Linked DNA regions of Homo sapiens: all the other regions are linked to region 1. Evidence: chromatin loops called from intact Hi-C (ENCODE). Cell type or tissue: chondrocyte. All regions are shown on one strand. Each heading gives the region's core, and the rest is flanking DNA. Links, peaks and the distances in the headings are about the cores only.

Region 1 (6,467 bases), core at 2,315-4,814:
TTCTATAGTTTTTGTTTTTAATTCTGTTTATAAGTTGAATCACATTTATTAATTTGCATACATTAAACTAACTTTGCATTCCAGAAGTAAAGCCCATCTGATCATGTGTGAACTAAGTTTCTGATGTGCTGCTAAATTTAGTTTGCTAGTATTCTGTTGGGGACTTTTGAATGTATGTTCATCAGGGATATTGGCCTGTAATTTTATTTTTCGGTTGTGTCTTTGCCAGATTTTGATATCAGGATGATACTGGTTTCATGGAATGTTTTAGGAAAGAATCCCTCCTCTTCAATTTTGTTTGAATAGTTTCAGTGGGATTGGTACTAGCTGTTTTTTATGTGTCTGGTAGAATTCAGCTGTAGTCCAGGGCTTTTTTTGGTGAGTAGTTGTTTTTGTTTGTTTGTTGTTCTTGTTTGTTTGGTAGTGAGTTTATTTCCATGTTTAGAACTTCATTAAGCATCTCTTGTAGGCCTGGTCTGGTGGTGATAGATTCCCTCAGCTATTGTTTTTCTGGGAAAGACTTTACTTCTGCTTTATGAAGCTTAGTTTGTCAGCATATAAAATTCTTGGCTGGCATTTCTTTTCTTTAAGGATGCTAAATATGGGCCTCAATCTATTCTGGCTTGCAAGGTTTTTGCTGAGAAGTCTGCTGTTCATCTGCTGGGTTTCCCCTCATAGTTAACATGACCCTTTTCTTTAGCTGACTTTAAGATTTTTTTCTTTCACACTGACCTTGGATAGTCTGACTACGCGCCTTGGGGATAGGTGTCTTTTATAGTTATCTTGCAGGAGTTCTCTGGATTTCTTATATCTGCAGGTTGACCTCTACAGAAAAGTTGGGGAAACTTCCCTGAATTATATTCTCAAATATATTCTCCAAGCTGCTTACTTTCTCTTCTTCTCTCTCAAGAGTGCCAATATGTCTTAGATTTTTATTGCTTTACATAATCTCATGTTTCTCAAAAGCTTTGTTCATTAAACATTTTTTGTCTTTATTTTTGTTGGGGTTGATTCAAAGAACCAATCTTTGAACTCTGAGATTCTTTCATCTGCTTGGTCTATCCTGTTGCTAAGGTTTTCAGTGTATTTTGAAGTTCCTGTAGTGAATTTTTAAAATTTTCAATTCCAAAAGTTCTGTTTATTTCATAACATAATTATGTTGTCTTTCAAATCCTGAATCACTTTTCTGTTTCCTTTGTGTTGGATTTCAACTTTCTCTTAGATCTTGTTGAGTTTCTTTGCCACTCACACTCTGAATTATATTTCTGTCATTTCAGACATTTCTTTTTGGTTAGAATCCACTTCTTGGGAGCTAGTAAGATACTTTGGAGGTGACAAAACACTCTGGCTTTTTGTATTACTGGAGTTATTGTGCTGATTTCTTCTCATCTGAGAAAGTTGACACTTTATTTTTCAAATGTGCTACCATTTGGATGGGGCATTTTGATTTCTTATTGTTTTTTCCTTTGAGAATTTGACTGTGGTTTATGTTGTGTATGATCAATTGGCTTTATGTCTGAGAGCTATCAGAGGGCCTGGGTTCCTTGGTTGCAGACAGATTCATATGGTGGCTTTCTAGGAAACTGCTTGGTGTAGCAATGTGTTTTCATTTGGTGCTATAATTCAGACTGCAGTCAAGTCGATGGCACTTCAGGGCAAGAGCCAGCAGGAGGGTCTCACTTTGCCTGTGCTCACCCTCAGCAGGGGTGGAGGCAATAGAGACATACGAGAGCACCCTCCCCCAGCACTGCTGTTCTTCAGCAGAAGTAGAGGCCCTTGAGAAGCTCGAGAAGTGCCTCTTTCAGCCCACGCTTCCCGGGACCCAACAGGAAGATCTATGGCTGCATCCACAGCAAGGCACTGAGGAGAAACAGGGGCAATTAGACGACCTCCTCTCCAAGTTTGTTTGTAGGCTTTGGTGTTACCCCCTCCAGTGGTTGGCACTGCGCTTCCATTTCCTTTGACCCAAGGGAAGCTTTGACAGGCTGTGTTCTTACTTCCCTTAAAGGCTGTCCTCACCAAGGGTTAGGTCTCCAGCGCAGGTGTGCGGGGCAGGTAAGGGGGAGGGTGCCTCCCTTCCACTCCTCAAAGTTGGTGGGTCACACTTTGCCAGCTGATCAAGGGAGCAAACTGGGGCACCCAGCAAGGATACACACTGACTGGTTCCAGATCATAAAGCTGTCCTTGGCTGCAAGTCCTCCTGCTAAGGAGAAACCTCTTCTTCAGCACTTCTCCTGCGGCAGCCCCCTGTAACAAGAGAGTCTAATTTAACTGCCTGCTCCTGGAGTGGTATCCACACTCACCACTCAATTCTGGCTGTGGGGGCCCTTCCCCTGCTCCAGGGCAAATGGTCTACTCTCTGGCCTGAGACTAAAATGTCTGCAGAAGACATTATTGCCAGGTTGCCACACAATGACTGCCTTGGTATGAGCCCAGATTAAAAATAGTATCATCCTCTCGGTCCCAAGTCTGGGAAAATGCCAGCAGCTTTTCCCAGTGTCTTCCCTCCCTCCATCTCTCAGCCTCCCCCAAGCTAGCTCCGGGGCTTGAGAAAAAAGGGGTGCTCTGTCTTGGCCTGGGTTGCACAGACCCCTAGCAGAAGGATGAGACACAGAGGGAGACAGGCTGCCACCCTTGCAGACAAGGGCTTTACTCACTGGTCAGCCAAATGCTGTCATGGAAGCTGCTTGTGCGTCTTTCCCTCCCCAGAGTCTGGTGTGTCCTTCACTAGTCTGGTGAATTCCTGTCTTCCTTCTTGAGTGAAAATTCACAGAGTTGATCTTTAAGCACTATTTTTCTATTTCCCTGTGGCTGTGGCATGCGGAAAGCCTCTCATCTGCCATCTTCATCATTACCGGATTCTCTAATTTACTGCTTGTTTTCCCTTCCTTCCTTCCTTCCTTTGCATTCTCTTTTCATCACCAACATGGTCTCTAACCCCTAGTGGACCTTTCAGATAGTGGTTTGCCTATGGTTCTTTTTATATATAACAATACAATGTCATTAGCCGAATAACTTGGGTTTAGAGTCTAGCAGCCAGGGCTGGGGCCATGCTGGCTGCTTCTGCCCAGATGCTTCCAGGAAGCAGATTCAACATTGACATCATTACCCGAGTCAGGGTCAGTGAAGGCTGATTGTATTGGTGACCCTCTTCCGCCTGCAAATATCTCAACAGCTTCCCTAAGAACAGGAACAGCCTTTCGGGTGGTAACTAACAGCGTGGCTAAGGGCTTTGATTCCCTAGGAGACAAGTACTACTGTAAGTCATTATTGGACATTCATGTGAATCAATTTCAGAGAGCAAATATGGACCAGACAGACAGCACATATTCTGAACAGCAGAGAAAGGGAAAGAGGGCCCCTGATTGTAGGAGGGGTCCCATTGGGGTAAGGCTTGTCTCTCTATCTGCAGCTGTATAGAGCTCCACATGGGCCCAGGGTGGGCCTGAGCACCTTCCATAAGAAAGAAAGGTAGCCCACAACTCCCATCGGCTTCAGGGAGAGAAGAGATACTAGCTCACTGCTACTGATTTGAGTATCTAGGGCTTCCCATAATGAAAACGAAACCAAAGAAAAGCCAGGCCCAAATCTTGGCATGTATTTTCCACTAGAGGGCAGCTTAAACTTTCAAAATAAAATAAATCTTGCACACTTTGTAAAGTACTATATATAAAATTTGTATGTACACATCATGTAAAACTAATGTTCATATTCTAGTCTTTGCAAGCCTGTACAAGCAGGTCAAGTGTTCAATTCCATATGTCTGAATGTATGTATCCTAGGAAACTAGTCTAGGATACAACTGAAAAATTCTGAAGAAAGTTAAGAAGAGAAGTGCCAATGCCCAGTGATCTGCCCTCTCAGTCCAAGTCCTGCCCTGCACGACCCAGTGTTTATGTTTTTATCAGGCCTATGGAGAGAACACAGGTCAGTGTGTCTGCTTCTAGCTATGATGAGGAACTGAAGTTAAATTTACCTTCCCACTATAAGGAACTAGAAAACCAGACAAAATATATGAAACAACAGTTTTTAAACAATGATCACGGCAGGGCTGTGATCCCTAAGAGAAGACAAACAAAAGTTGTGAGTACTGTAATCCCCCTGGCTTTCTGCCTGCAGGCGCCTCTGGACTGCAGAACTGGAAGGGGGAGTTTCAACAGAGCACAGCATCTCACCGAGTTAGGGAAAGAGAGATCAGTTTGGAGAGACAGTAGTGGCTGGAATTTTTAAAAAGAAGAACCAAGAGAAAGAGCTGATTTCAAAAAGAGCTTGAGAAATGTTTAGAAGGTTGCCACTCTAGTCTGATTCTGAATACTGAGCCACATGTTACTAGGGTGAAACTGCATGGGCTGAGCCAAGAGTTAAACGATGACCACAACTCACACAGGGATGGGAGACATGGAGTTCAGACAAGCCAGAGCGGTGACCCCTCAAAGACAACTATCTAAAGTATATAAAGCACTCACAGAACTCTGAAAACAACAAACAATGAAAGACAAATAGGCAAAAAACATAAATAGACATTTCACTGAAGAGGATATAAGGATGCCAAATAAGTACATGAAAAATGTTCAACTTCATTAACATAAGGGAAATGACAAATGAAACCTGATGGCTCACGCCTGTAATCCCAGCACTTTGGGAGGCTGAGGCTGCTGAATCACCTGAGGTCAGGAGTACAAGACCAGCCTGGCCAACAAGGGGGAAACCCCATCTCTAATAAAAATACGAAAAAATTAGCCGCGCATTGTGGTGCACGCCTGTAATCCCAGCTACTCAGGAGGCTCAGGCAGGAGAATCACTTGAACCCGGGAGGCGGAGGTTGCAGTGAGCGGAGATCGCACCACTGCACTCCAGCCTTGATGACACAGCGAGATTCTATCTCAAACAAATAAATAACTAAAACCATAATGAGGTATTACTACACACATATCAGAATGATTAGAATAAAAATTAGCAGAAGTAGCATAATGCTGCGATACAGAGAAACTGGATTACTCAAACATTGCTGGTGAAATGTAAAATGGTACAAACACTCTGGAAAATAGTTTGGTGCTTTCTAAAAAAAATGAAACATGTAAGTACCATAAGACACATAACTGTATTCCTGGGCATTTATCCCTGAGAAATGAAAATTGTGTTTATACAATCACCTGTACACTAATGTTTATAGCAACATTAGTCATAATAGCCCTAAACTGGAAACAACCCAGACGTCCTTCAATAGGTGAACTGTCAGACAAATTGTGATGCCTTCAAGCCATGTGTATAAATTAGACTTCTCCAGAGAAAGAGAATTAATATAAGATTATGTTGGTGGGACTGTAAACTAGTTCAACCATTGTGGAAGTCAGTGTGGCGATTCCTCAGGGATCTAGAACTAGAAACACCATTTGACCCAGCCATCCCTTTACTGGGTATATACCCAAAGGACTATAAATCATGCTGCTATAAAGACACATGCACACGTATGTTTATTGCGGCACTATTCACAATAGCAAAGACTTGGAACCAACCCAAATGTCCAACAATGATAGACTGGATTAAGAAAATGTGGCACATATACACCATGGAATACTATGCAGCCATAAAACATGATGAGTTCATGTCCTTCGTAGGGACATAGATGAAATTGGAAATCATCACTCTCAGTAAACTATCGCAAGAACAAAAACTGAACACCACATATTCTCACTCATAGGTGGGAATTGAACAATGAGAACACATGGACACAGGAAGGGGAACATCACACTCTGGGGACTGTTGTGGGGTGGGGGGAGGTGGGAGGGATAGCTTTAGGAGATATACCTAATGCTAAATGACGAGTTAATGGGTGCAGCACAACAGCATGGCACATGTATACATATGTAACTAACCTGCACATTGTGCACATGTACCCTAAAACTTAAAGTATAATAATAATAAAATTTTAAAAAAAGATTATATATAGAGGGGGTGGGGGGAGAGAGAGAGAGAGAAGGGGGAAATTTTTAGAAATTGGCTCACACAATTGTAGGAGCTGGCATTTTTAAACTTTGTAGACCAAACAGGCAGACTGAAAACTCAGGTAGGAGTGGATGCTGAAGTCTTGAGGCAAAATTTCTTTTTCTTTGGAAAACTAGTCTTTTCTATTAAGGCCTTCAACTATTTATATGAGGCCCATGACATTATTGAGAGTAATATCTTTTACTTAAAATCAACTCATTATAGATGTTAACCATGTCTACAAAATACCTTCACAGCAACACCTATATTAGTGTTTAATTAAATAACTGGGTACTATGGCTTAATCATATTGACACTTAAAACTGACCATCACACCATATTCAGCAATTAAGAAGAGCAAACTATTGCTATACATAAGAAACTGGGCGACTCTCCAGTGAATTTTGCTGAGCAAAAAAGCCATTTCTAAAAGGTTACATACTGTATAATTCCATTTATATAACATTTTTGAAATGACAAAA
Region 2 (6,467 bases), core at 2,611-5,110, 240 kb after region 1:
TTCTCTACTTAGGAACAGGCTGAAGGCTGGCTCCACTCATGCCACTGCCAGGTACACACTCTGCTTGGTGCCAGGAAGATCTCATAACAGGAAGCCCTCCTGGAGGGGAAGGAGGAGACGCTACAGTCCAAAGACAGTGTGGAGAGAACAGGGGGCATGGCAGAGAGGGGCGAGGAGAGGCGCAGAAGGGCTGGAGCCTCGGCCCTGAGAAGAGCTTGGGAACTGCCCTTGTTCCTGCGTGCGTTCAGTTGGCCAACTCGCTACTGAATACCACTGTGTTCTGAGGCCTGGGGAGAAAGTGGATTTAAAAAGGCAAGCTTCCTGCTTGCATGAAGCTAACATTCTAGAAAAGAAGACAGGCCATAGGTAGACCGTCCCGCTGGCCTGTCCACCGTCCTCATCTACTCCTCTCTCTGAAGGTCAAATAGGGCCACTCTGAGTGCAGCACAAGGGGAGGGGAAGAGACAGGCACCCCCAGATCACCAAAGACGAGTTAAAATGAGAGAAATGGGCACACTGGAAGTCCAGTCCCCACCGTATGCAATATTCCCATGGAGCAAGCAAGCATCTAAAATATAACAGTATTTTTTAAATAGAGAAAGAGGCAAGAATAGCACCAGGAACACATTCTGCAGAGAAGTGAGCCCTGGTATGTGCTATGTTGTTCAAAGAAACATTGCAGCCTTACCTGACATTCTTAGGTATTCCCTGGCTTCTAGGAAAACCTGTTACTGGTGAGCAGACATCAGGGCACAGATTGGGCCTGGTGTCACAGTCACTGTGGCCAGGGCTTCTGGCTACAGTGGTTAAGTGAGCCCAGGAATCTGTTCTGGCCCCATCTAAATGATGTTATTTTAATGCTAGATTTCCTTGAGGTAATAAAACAAAAACAGGGAAACTGAGGGAAAGGATAATAGACATAAATCACTAACCTAGGAGTCCAAACCCCCATTTAAAAGTAACTCAGAAGGTTAAAATAAAAAGGCAGATGTAGGGGCGGTGTTGAAATCCACAAAATCAAAAACTTTGCTGTGCCAAAGACAGACTCAAATCCACTGATTGCCAGGGTCTCTGGAGCCCCAGCTAAAATGAATGAGGAAAGGCCACTACTTCCACCAGGGAGGGCAAATATGCGCCCCTTCTAGGGCCAGTTCTCCCAGAGAGCTGCTGGGAACCTTGGACTCATCTTCCCTGTGAGAAAAGAGGCTGCAGTCAGCTCAGTGCCCACCAGGAGGACCGCAGAGAGGACAGTGACCACCGCTACGGGTGTCATTCTAGACCTAGTCGATGTTTTGGAATCTCAGAGAAAATGAAAATGCCCATAGACATCTACACAGGAAAAGAAATAAGAAGAAAATGAGATTTTCTTATTTTTTAAAAATAAGAAGTTTAAAAGAAATAGAAATCTTTCTGACCTCAGACTCCTCTGCAGTGTCAAGTGTCAGGAAGCAGTGGAGTCCTGTCCCCGGAAAACTGGGAGGAAGAAGTGTAGCAAGCTGCCTGTCATGTCTGAGAGGAACAGAAAGGGCAGTTGGAGAAGTGGAGAAAGTTAGGTGAGACCAGCCTGTGGAAATCATGAGAAATGACAGAGATTAAATCAGAAACTCACACATTTGGAAAGAAGAACATTAACATGATTTAGTAAGTTGGAGAGTTGACCCTTTGAAGAACCCAATAAAATACAAAACTTTAACAAATCTAATTAAGAAAAAATAGAAATAAAGAAAATTGGAACTAAGGAAAGAGACGTAACATATGCTGATAAAAGTAATTATAATTATGAGATAATATAATGCACAGTTATATGCTAATAAATTCCATCAACATGTAAAAATGGAACACTTAGTGAAAATAATAAATTAGGAAAAATAGCTCAAGAGGAAGTAGCACCCTAGAACGGAGCCATAGCCATGGAAGAGATGGGAAAGTGTTGTTAGCACACTGCCTTGGAAAATATTTGGAGGTGATGAGACTTTATTAGTGCATGTTGTCTGGACTTCATGGAATATATAAAATGCATACTATAAAATTTATAGCAGAATATAGAAGAAAATGAAAGGCAAATCCATTTACTTTATGAAGAAATTCTATTAACCAAATTTGGCAAAAGTAGCATGAAAAATAGACTCGCCAGCACTTCCCAAAATACAGTGGCAGGGAGGCTTTTCTTAACAATAATGGCAAAGGAAGAAATCATTAGGAACAAGATGGATACATGTAATTAAGTTTAAATGGAAAACCTCGTATCAGAAAACACTGTAGTAAAATTCCAAGGGAAATGGCAAACCGAAAACCATTTGTAAGAAATACAAGAAAGGATTAGTTATTAACAAATTAAAAAAATCCTCTCACAATTACAAAAACACTATATAACCACAATAGACAAGTACATTGAGACAATTATACAAGCAACATAAATGAGCAATAAGCATGGAAAACAAAGGCTCAAGCTCACTAGAAAGGCAAAGAATTACAAGTTAAAATCAGGGTGTCATGTTTTAGCCTATTAAATTGGCAATGATATAAGGGTTCTCTGCCATGGGCAACACCGTGCACTGATAATGGAAATATAAATTGATGAGACATTTTTGGAAAAGGATGTGACAACATTTTGCAAGAGTTTTAAATGGGTTCAGACGCCCTTTGACCTGGTAATTCCACTGCTGGGAATCTATTCTAAAGAAATGGTCAAAGATAAACAGAAAATGCATGTTCTTCCCTAGCACAGCTGTGAGTTCCCCTAACTCAGAGGCCTTCCTATCCTCCCATGGACTCCTCCTCTATCCGATCTCTAAACACTTGGGACCCAGGACGTAGTACCTGGGACTACTTTTGGCCACACTCTTCCTGAGGGATCTATTACTGTCCCATAGTTTGAAAAAGTCATCTGCACCTTGATGACTTCTAGATATCCATATCCAGTCCCAACTTCTCTGAGTTCTAGACTTGTCTATCCAGCAGTCTAGTAGACCCAAATTCTCTGAGTTTTAGACTTGTCTATCCAGCAGTCTAGTAGACCCAACTTCTCTGAGTTTTAGACTTGTCTATCCAGCAGTCTAGTAGACATCACTACTTGAATATTTAATAAGCACCCCAACGCAACAGGTTCCAAATTAAACTGCTGGTCCCCTCCCAAGCCTTCCTCTCCTTTCTTATCTATTTCAGTAAATGGCACCACTGTTTACACAATTGCTTAGACCAAAGACCTACAGGTTATAACTGAGTTATCTCTTGCTCTGCCACTTTACCTCCAACCCACCAGTGAATCCACATCATGCTCCCTTCAACATCAATTCTGAATGCAGCCACCCCTCACCAACTCTTCTGTGACTGTTCACATCCGTGACATGCACCTGAAACAGTGCTCTAAGCTCCTACCTGGCCTCCCTGCTTCCAATCCAGCCGGCCCTCCCCAGTCATGAGATTCTCCATCTGCAGTCAGAGTAAGCTGCTTAAAAACCTGTGACTCTCAAGCTTCCTTCACACTTAGAATAAACTCTGAATTATTTACTTTGGCCCTCAAGACCTTGATTGTGTGGTCACTGCTCACTTTCCTAGACTCTTGCTGTCTCTGCTCTCTCTGGCTCTCTCTAAACCAACCACACTGCCCCACCACTGTCCTCCAGTGGCCAAGTTCATTCTTGCCTCAGGCATCTGCACTTGCCTGCAACAATCCACACCTAGATTTAACCAGATTTCGCCTGCTCTGGAAGGACGTTCCTGGCCCCTGGGTGAAAATGACTTCTTCCTTTTGCTCCTATTTCCATCACCCTCTAGTCCCTAAATCCATCTCACTTTTCCTCATAACGCTGATCACAGCCTGAAATGATGTTTGCTGCATTTCCTTTCCGTTTTCTGTCTGGAATCCCCTGGGGATGGGATCTCATCAAACCCCATCATCCTCACTGCTGTCTCCAGCACCTGACACGGAAGAGACAGCAAATACTCGCTGAATGAGATTAACAGTGGTGAAAACTGAAAACTGCCTGCATGTTCAAAAATAGTGCCATATTTTTTAGAAATATAGTGGAATCTCCATAAACCCATTAAAATCGTGTTTTCAAAAAAAAGTTTTAAAAGGAAAATTTTCATTGTTAAACAAGGTAATGTGATAAAAAGTAAGATGCAGAATCATATATTTTGGTGATCCCAATTTTGTAAAATTATTTATCTAGCTAGGTATTTAAATATAAAGAAATACACTAAAACATTAATAATGTTTGGATTTGTATAATAGAATAACAGGAGACTTTTTATTTTATTATTTATACTTTTGAATTTTGCAAATTTTATTAAAAGAAACTGACATTGATGGACATTTTTTCTATTTTTTTTTATTCATTTATTTTTGACAATCATTGTGTGTATTTAGTGGGTATAATGTGATGTTTTGATCTATGTATACATTGTAGAAAAATTCAATCAAGCTAATTAACATATCCATCACCAAGTTATCATATTTTTGTGTTGAAAGTGTAAAAAGATCTATTTTTAGTAATTTTGAAGTATATAATACATTCTTATTAACTGTGGTCTCCACACATCAAAATACATCAGTAAAACTTCCTCTTGCAGTAAACTTTGCACTGTCTCATCAGTGTCTCCCATCACCCCGCCCCTCACCTGCCCCACCTCTGGTCACCACTGTTTTGCCCTCTATTTCTATGCAGTCAACTTTCTCAGATTCCACATATGAGTGAAGCCATGCAGGATTTGCCTCCTGTGCCTGGCTTATTTCATAGCATAATGTCCCCCCTTTCCAGCCACTTTTATAGAAAAAAAACTTCATACTCTGAAGTGAGAGAGAAAAATGACTCCTGCCTGGCTAACAGCCAGGAGGGAGGAAGGTGAAGGAGGCGGGTGAGCCAGTTCTAGGGCTGGTCCAGAAGGTGGCCACTCTTGACCAAGAGATAGACGGGAGTGAGGCAGCGGGCCTCACTGGAGGAGCCCGCGCCATTCTCAGGAGCCATCACGGGGACAGGAGATGCACACACTTCTCTGGTCCTTGACAAATGAACAAGTGAACGCCTCAATGGTAAGTCCACGTAGCCCATAAGAGAGGATACTCCAGGATGCCAGTGTGGCAGAAACAGCAAACACAGCCTCTGCGCTCCGCCCCCGTGCAGGTTTTTTTGACCACAGGCTCCTCACAGCCAGCCTGTGAGCAAATGCTGCCTCATGTACTGTGCACAGAGAGGCCACAGATGACTGTGGCCTCTGCTGATTACTTTGGAATTAAAAACACCATGAGCCCAGGCCTGGAAACACAGAGGCCTTTTGTGCCAGTTAAGCACCTTCAGGGGGAAGGAGAGGAAGAGGAGGAGGAAGAAGATGGGGAGGAAGGGAGGAAGGGAAGGAGGAGGTGAAGGAAGGAAAGGAGAGGGAGGAGAAGGAGGAAGGCAGGTGAGGAGGAGGGAAGGAGGGGCAAGAAGAAGGGAAAGGGGGAGAGAGAGGGGTAGAGAAAGGGACGACGGAGGAGATGGGAGGAGGATGGATTTGGAGATGGGGACAAGACCCCTGCATCCTGGCCCTCTGGACACTGTATCCTAAAAGCTGGAGCTGTTTATTATCTGAGTGATATTATTTGGGGGGCATTAAGGAAAAATGAGCAGAAGAAATTGTGCTCTTGAGAGATGAGGACAGACAGAAACTTCAGACCCATTCACTAAAGGCTGAGGATACATGGGAGGGCCAGGCCCTGGATGTGTCTCAAGAATCGGGGCTGTGCTCTGAGATGACCAGCTGGACAGCCAGAGGCCCTGGCTTCCCCTGTGTCATCTACTGTTGGACCAGCTTATTCTAGAGCAATGTGGAAAGGAAGGATGATGGAGGCAGAAAAAAAGAAGAAAGAGGAGAGAAAGGAAAAATGGACAGAGAAGGGGAGGTAGAGAAAGAGAGAGGCAGAAAGACTGAAAGATTTCAAAGGCAAACTACAGCTGTGCATGGTGGTGCATACCTGTAGTCACAGCTATTCGGGGGGTGGGGGGTGGTGAGGCAGGAAGACCACTTGAACCCCGGAGGTGGAGGCTGTGGTGGGTTGTGATCGCACCACTGCATTCCAGCCCAGGCAACAGAGTGAGACCCTGTCTCCAACAACAACCACCAACAACAAATTGTTTAAAGTAAACCTCCTCAGTATGGCTTAAAAGGAAGTAAAGAGAATGGATCAAGCCATGCAGGGTCCTCACCTGGTTATCAGAGAGAAATGGACAGCAAGAGGGGCTTCTCCGAAGTGTAGCTCCCAACTCTGCACACTCAGGCCTTTCACAAGCATGGATCCATGTGACCCCAACAGTCCTACAGGGTGTATGGAACATTCCAGCCCCTTTGTCAGGTGAGAACTGAGGCTTTGGAGAGGACAGAGGAGTCAAAGAGCTTCAGCGGGTAGAGCCAGCCTCTGGTCCTGCACAAGCCCACAGGTGTGTGGAAGGAGATGGAGGTAAAGCACCTGCCGGGACAGGAAGGGC
Region 3 (6,467 bases), core at 2,022-4,521, 860 kb after region 1:
GGCAATTGGAAAACGAAAATGTTAGGGTGCCCTAGACCCAGGAGTCATAGATATTCTTCCAAGACAATCAACATCAGACAAATGTGGTAAAGAGGTGAGTTGTCACGGGTACGGGATCTCCCCAACTTAGTGTCTGATAATCTAGAAGTTTCAGCAAAAACCTGCTCCTAGAAAAGCTGCCAGAGCAATGGCCATGCTGGACTAGAGTCCGTGATTCCAGCTGGACCCACTGTCTGTGGCGGCCACTCCTCGTCTGAAGGGCATTGTCTTGGGTCAATGCGGCAAACTCCACAGCAGAGGCGTTGACACCTGAGAATCCTACAGCCCAGCGAGTGAGGCTGTTCCGATCCACTCTTCCTGGCCAGCTGTCAAAACACTCTGCACCTGCTCTCGGACCATAACAAGTATTACTCATGAAGGTGACAGTTCCTCAGGCCCACAGTAATAAAGACACACACACACACACACACACACACACACACACACACACACACACAGGCATTTAAAAAAATGCAATAGGTCAACAACACTCAATCTAAAACCCTAGGGGCTGGGCACGGTAGCTCACGCCTCTAATCCCAGCACTTTGGGAGGCTGAGGTGAGTGGATCACTTGAGGTCATGAGTTCAAGACTAGCCTGGCCAACATGGCTAAACCCCGCCTCTACTAAAAATACAAAATTAGCCAGACATGGTGGTTCATGCCTGTAGTCCCAGCTACCCAGGAGGCTAAGGCATGAGAATTGCTTGAACCCAGGAGGGGGAGGCTGCAGTGAGCCGAGATCACACCACTGCACACCAGACTGGATAACAAAGCAAGACTCCATCTCAAAAGTAAATAAATAAGTAAATAAATACATACAAATAAAAAATAAAACCCTGGAAGCCTTTGCCGTTGGATTATTTCTGCCTCTCTCTATATTTGATATAGTCAATTTCCATCTTTCAATTTAAAGTTTTCTCACAGTGGTGATAAAATATTGGGTTTGGGAAAGAAAATGCCTGCTGCAGGGGAAGAAGGAGGAGGCTGTTCTCTGGAGCACAAGGAGCCGAGGCTGCTCAAAGTTCTGCTGTGTCATTTTTCCTCCTCATTGCCGCCCAGTGAGCATCAAGCATCACTGGTATTAGGGGATAGGAACGGCTTTTAAACCTCTGTCTTCAGGGCCCGTCTGCCAGGTGCAGTTTCTGGCTTCATGTGTTGAGTAGGTTGGTCAAATCAAATCTCCTGGACCCCCTCCGAGGATGTGGTTGCCCTGGGCCCTACACAGTGATACATCACACAGCTTCATCCCTTCCAATTAGCGCCCGGTACGCGAATTGATGTACTGAGAATTAACATCATTGATCTTCATCCAAGAATATGGCCAACAAGGCATAATTTTTTTCTGATCAATGTTGCTGATCAATGACCTAATATAAAAAAAGGAAAAAAGGAAGGGCATCCCCAGGCATCAGGGTGGATTGATGCGCCTCTATGCATGCAGTTCCAATAGACCTCAGGGCCTGTTCTCTGCTGGGGATTCACATTAATAACAGACAGTCTTTCAAGCACAATGAGAAACTTGTGCTCCATGCTTCCAAGGAAATCCCATGTTTCTCCAAGAGAGAGGGGAAATCAGGCACCTCCTATGGCAACCAGCCTCGGGGCAGACAGAACTCAGTGCCTGCCACAGCTAGGTAAGGCCCGGTGGCCCACTTTATAGAAGTGGCAGGAACCAGTGGGCTCCCCACGTCCACCCCCTCTAGGCCACTGTCTTTGTGCCACAGTTTATTGGGATCCTCTGTGGGAGGTGGACCAGGGAATAATAAGGAAAGAAAACAATTTACTTCTCCCCAGTTATATCCAACCGAGGTAAGTCAAGCTCTCTGGGAGTCTGTCCACGGCAGAGGAAATTCTAGCTCCAGGTTTCCAGTGTGAAGGCAAAAGGGTGAAATTGTCCACGTGTTACCAATCTCAAGTCTCCCTGCTTTTTATCTCCTCCCAGGGCTCCTACTGCCCCCACCCCCTGCCCCCAGCGCGACTCCATTAGTCATGCCTCAGCTGCCCAGCAAGAGGCTCACCTTGTCACACTGCAGGGTTTATTTATTACCCACGCTGGGGGTATTTGCATTTCAAAATAAAACCCTGCAGAAAGCAATGGCTCCATCTAAAAGAATGACTCTCCATTGTTTGAATGTCAAGCACTGTGGTTCACTGGAGCAGGGCCTCCCAGCTTGGTACACCGTTGGGGTTGGGGGACCAGCATTTATGATACCCTGGAATGACACTGCTTAGGAAGCCACCTTTTTGGTGCCTTTCAGTTGATTTCAGGCAGTCATTCATGCACTGTTTCTCGAACACTGTCTGTGCATCTGCCCGGCACCCACACTACGGATGCACGATGGTGACAGGCAGCACTGTGACAACAGCATGGCAGAGTTTACCATTCCTGCCGTCCCCTCTGCTTTTGGCCTCTCCTCCACAATTACTTGCTTTTCCTTGATAAGGAGGAGGGAAAATTGCAATCTAGTCTCCTAACCCAGATGTCACCAACAAATATCACCAGATAGTCACTAACCTCAAAAAATGAGGCTTAATTGGTGGCAATTTTGCTAAGTAACTTCAGTTCCTTTTGTCTCAGTTTCTACCTTTATATGGAAAAGGACACTTGTCACATGAAATTCATGAGCTCATGTCTATACCTCACTGCCCAGTGTTGTATTATTTACTCTGCGGTATGAGTGTCTCTTTCCATTGTAATAACAAGGTCACTGGGCAGAAAATCACTTCATAGAGAAAGGGGTAAAGGACACCTCCAAAAGAAAAAAAAAAAAAAAAAGACAGGAGTGGAAATCAATCCCTCACCTTCCTCAAAGCAGCCCTGTCTCGTAACTGCCACAATCTAGCTGTGAATCCTGCCATCTGGAAGCACCCCCACACCCTCCTTCCGCCTCGCTGACACACCATCAATTTCCAAATGTAACCGACAATCCCACCTCTTCCCCAGGGTCTCGTAATTTCTCTCTCCTTTTGCCCTCTATCTTATTTAAACCACTTGACTCTGTCCTGCCTATTCTGGAGGTGTTGATCAAAAACCAGTTACATTGTTTATAGAGAAATGCCCTCAGCTTCTGGATGTCTGCAGTTTCTAGTCACAACGGCTGTGATTCTTTGAAGTGGCCAGTAAACCAGATTTTTGACAGGTGTGGAGGGAAATAATTCCCAGACTGAGGAAAGAAGCTGCAAGCCGTTGTCTCATTCCTTGTGTTAGAATGCCATCAAGTGACAGACCAGAGAACACCGCTGCAAACCTTGAGCACCTTTTATGTCTAATATTCCAAGACCTCCCTGGGAGAGAAAATATGTAAACCAATAAATATAAATGCCAAAATAACCCGTCACGGTCCAAATGGCCAAATTAGTATTAAAGGCAGTTCTTGTCCAGGTGTCAAGAAGCCTTATTTATTTGTTTATTTATTTATTTATTTATTTAGATCAAGTCTCACTCTGTTGCCCAGGCTGGAGTGCAGTGGCACGATCTCAGCTCACTGCAACTTCTGCCCCCCAGGGTCAAGCAATTCTCATGCCTCAGTCTCCCGAGTAGCTGGAATAACAGGCGAGCACTGCCACACCCGGCTAATTTTTGTATTTCTAGTAGAAACAGGGTTTCACCATATTGGCCAGGCTGGTCTCGAACTCCTGACCTCAAGTGATCTGCCCGCCTCGGCCTCCAAAGTGCTGGGATTACAGGCGTGAGCCCCTGCACCCGCTCAGAGTTCCTTACATTCTTGAATAGAATATAAGATGGTAGAAACCTAACAATCTGAGAATTATAACCCAATTTTCAGTATTGCAATGCTGGGTCATGTTTTACCATTTGGTTCCCGATGGGAAGAAGCCAGGGGCAACCCTCAAAGCCACCAGTGCTCCAAAAGGAAAGGCCAACGGGGGCCGCCAGGTGGGTGCTAAAGCTGTATCCTCCATCCAGAGGCTCACGGCTTCTGGGGATCCTCAAGAAGCCTAAAGACCCAAGAGAAACAGGGGAACTTCCTCAAGCTCACAAAGAGAGCAGCTGCACCCCAGCCCCGGCCCCTGCTGCTCTGCAGATAAGTGCCAGGTATGAAATGAGGGCCGGTCCTCGGAATTGTGCATTGACAGGCAGGGTTGAAGCCTCAGGAATGAGGTAATGGTAAATGCCTGCACACACAGATTTAACATTTTTCATTTTTTTTCCCCTCTTAGAGACAAGGCTCACTCTGTCATCCAGGCTAGAGTGCAGTGGCTTAATCATAGCTCAATGCAGCCCCGAACTCCTGGGCTCAAGCGACCCTCCCGTCTCAGCCTTCTGAGTGGCCGGGACCACAGAACTAGTGATAGCATGGAGAAGATGGAAATGACACTGTGTCCAGACCAGAAAGGGGGCATTCTACAAGCTGACAATCTCCATGTCCCAGCACTTCAGACAGCTGAAGCCCCTGAAGCCTCAGACAGCTGAGGGCTCCTGGCAGTGAAGCAGCCTTCAGGCCCCAGAGCACCCAGAGAGCTTCTCCCAGGGTCCCTCTCTCTCTAGCACCAGTGGTACCTGGGCTGCAGGGAGGTTGGTAGGGGTCCCCAGGGATTCCTTCATGTGATAAGCTAGACACGGGGCCCCAAAGAGGCTTCAGGGCTTGAGGAAGATAAATATTTATCAGATCATTACAAAGGAAGAGTGTGGCTGGGCAAGGTGGCTCACGCCTATAATCCCAATACTTTGGGAGGCCCAGGCAGGCAGGTCACTTGAAGTCAAGAGTTTGAGACCAGCCGGGACAACATAGTGAAGCCCTATCTCTACTAAAAGTACAAAAATTAGCAGAGTGTGATGGCGCATGCCTGTAGTCCCAGCTATTCGGGAGGCTGAGGCAGAAGAATCGCTAGATCCCAGGAGGCAGAGGTTGCAGTGAGCTGAGATGGCATCACTGCACTCCAGGCTGGGTGATGGAGCAAGACTGTCTCAAAAAAAAAAAAAAAGCTAAAAACAAAAAACAAAAAACAAAAAAAAAAACATAGGAAGAGGGTATATGGTCTGGGGAAGTATTCTCAGTAGTTACAAAAGTGTTAAGTCGGCCTGGGTGCAGTGGCTGATGCCTGTAATCCCAGCACTTTGGGAGGCCAAGGTGGGAGGATTGCTTGAGGCCAGGAGTTCAAGACCAGCCTGGACAACGTAGTGAGACCCCCAATTTTACAAAAATGTTTTTAATTACCCAGGCGTGATGACATGCACTTATGGTCCCAGCCACTCAGGAGGCTGAGGCGGGAGGATTGCTTGAGCCCAGGAGTTCGAGGCTATTGTAAGCTATGATCAAGCCACTGCACTCTAGCCTAGGAAACAGAGCAAGACCCTGTCTCTAAGGAAAAAAAATTTGTTAAATCGGAACATGCAGGTATTTACCATCACAGGGAACATTGAAAGTATTTTTTAGCTTTGAATTTCCATGCCTCTGCTGAAAATTCCTCATCTGCTCACCTGTTTGACCCATCTTTCCCTCTAAGTTTGTTAATCTATTTATAATAGTATTTTAAAGGCCTCGTCTTCCAGTTCAGCGTCTGGGTCACCTACGCTTCTGCTCTAGTGACTTTCTTTCCATGATTGTGGGTCACAGTGTCCTGTTTCTGTGGGTGTCGTATACACTGTTTTTTATATTTCAAGCTGGATGTTGTATATTAAAGAACAGCAGAGACTGGAGAAGACCAAAGGGTCTTTCCATCTCCCAGAAAAGGCACCCCTTTTCCTTTCAGGAAGCTTTGCTGAGGGGTTGACCTCTGCACAGAATCAGGTTTAAATAGCTTCAGATCCCCTCTGGCTTCAAATCATTTTCGTTTTTTGAGACAGGGTCACACTCTGTTGCCCAGGCTGGAGTGCAGTTGCAATCATAGCTCACTGTAGCCTTGACCTTGACCTCCTGGGCTCAAGCAGTACTCCTACCTCAGCCTCCAGAGCAACTGGGACTACAAGTGTGTGCCACCACGCCTGGCTAATTTTTTATTTTGTTAATTTTTTTGTAGAGATGGAGTCTCACATGTTGCCCAGGCTGGTCTCAAACTCCTGGCCTCAAGTGACCCTCCCACCTCAGCCTCCAGAAGTGCTGGGATTACAAACGTGAGCCACTGCTCCCAGCCTGGCTTCAAATATCTTGAAGGGGAGGTGTGTCCCCTGCCCGCAGCATGGCTTTGGGATTCAGGCACCACAAAGCCAGATCTCTGTGCTTCCCTGCTGTGCCCCAATTCCAGTTTGGGTGATTTTACATCAGGTCCTTTCTCTCTTACTTTCCCATATTTTGACCTAAACAGACTTATACGAATATAAACACATAGCCCCTAGGTCTGGAGTCAATGGCTGCTTTCCCAGAGTTAAGCACAGGTCAAAATAGGTGGCAGGAGGTGCTAGCTACATGCACACACTCCCATGCAGCCTGCAGTGACTTTCTGCAAACCCTTCAAGTGTCTCAGCA

What was found. Peaks named below come from ENCODE experiments on the same cell type or tissue, not always from the same donor. Only the 100,000 strongest peaks of a DNase experiment are listed, where the experiment ranks them.
Region 2: it touches region 1 in a loop (4-fold over the local background); 4 of 110 quality-filtered maps call a loop at or near these places.
Region 3: it touches region 1 in a loop (7-fold over the local background); 3 of 110 quality-filtered maps call a loop at or near these places.

Annotation. Positions count from the first base shown.
Region 1 is chr19:28,733,606-28,740,072 of GRCh38, forward strand. No RefSeq gene overlaps it. Among named protein-coding and RNA genes, the nearest start is that of ERVE-5, 130 kb to the left of the region's middle. In chondrocyte, for the core only: CTCF peaks have their summits at 3,623 (motif pointing right) and 3,822; no DNase peak of the experiment used is centred there.
Region 2 is chr19:28,976,797-28,983,263 of GRCh38, forward strand. No RefSeq gene overlaps it. Among named protein-coding and RNA genes, the nearest start is that of LINC00906, 15 kb to the left of the region's middle. In chondrocyte, for the core only: CTCF peaks have their summits at 3,633 (motif pointing left) and 3,832; no DNase peak of the experiment used is centred there.
Region 3 is chr19:29,594,192-29,600,658 of GRCh38, forward strand. No RefSeq gene overlaps it. Among named protein-coding and RNA genes, the nearest start is that of POP4, 8.9 kb to the right of the region's middle. RefSeq lists enhancers at 1,768-2,268, 2,269-2,769. In chondrocyte, for the core only: CTCF peaks have their summits at 3,259 and 3,467; no DNase peak of the experiment used is centred there.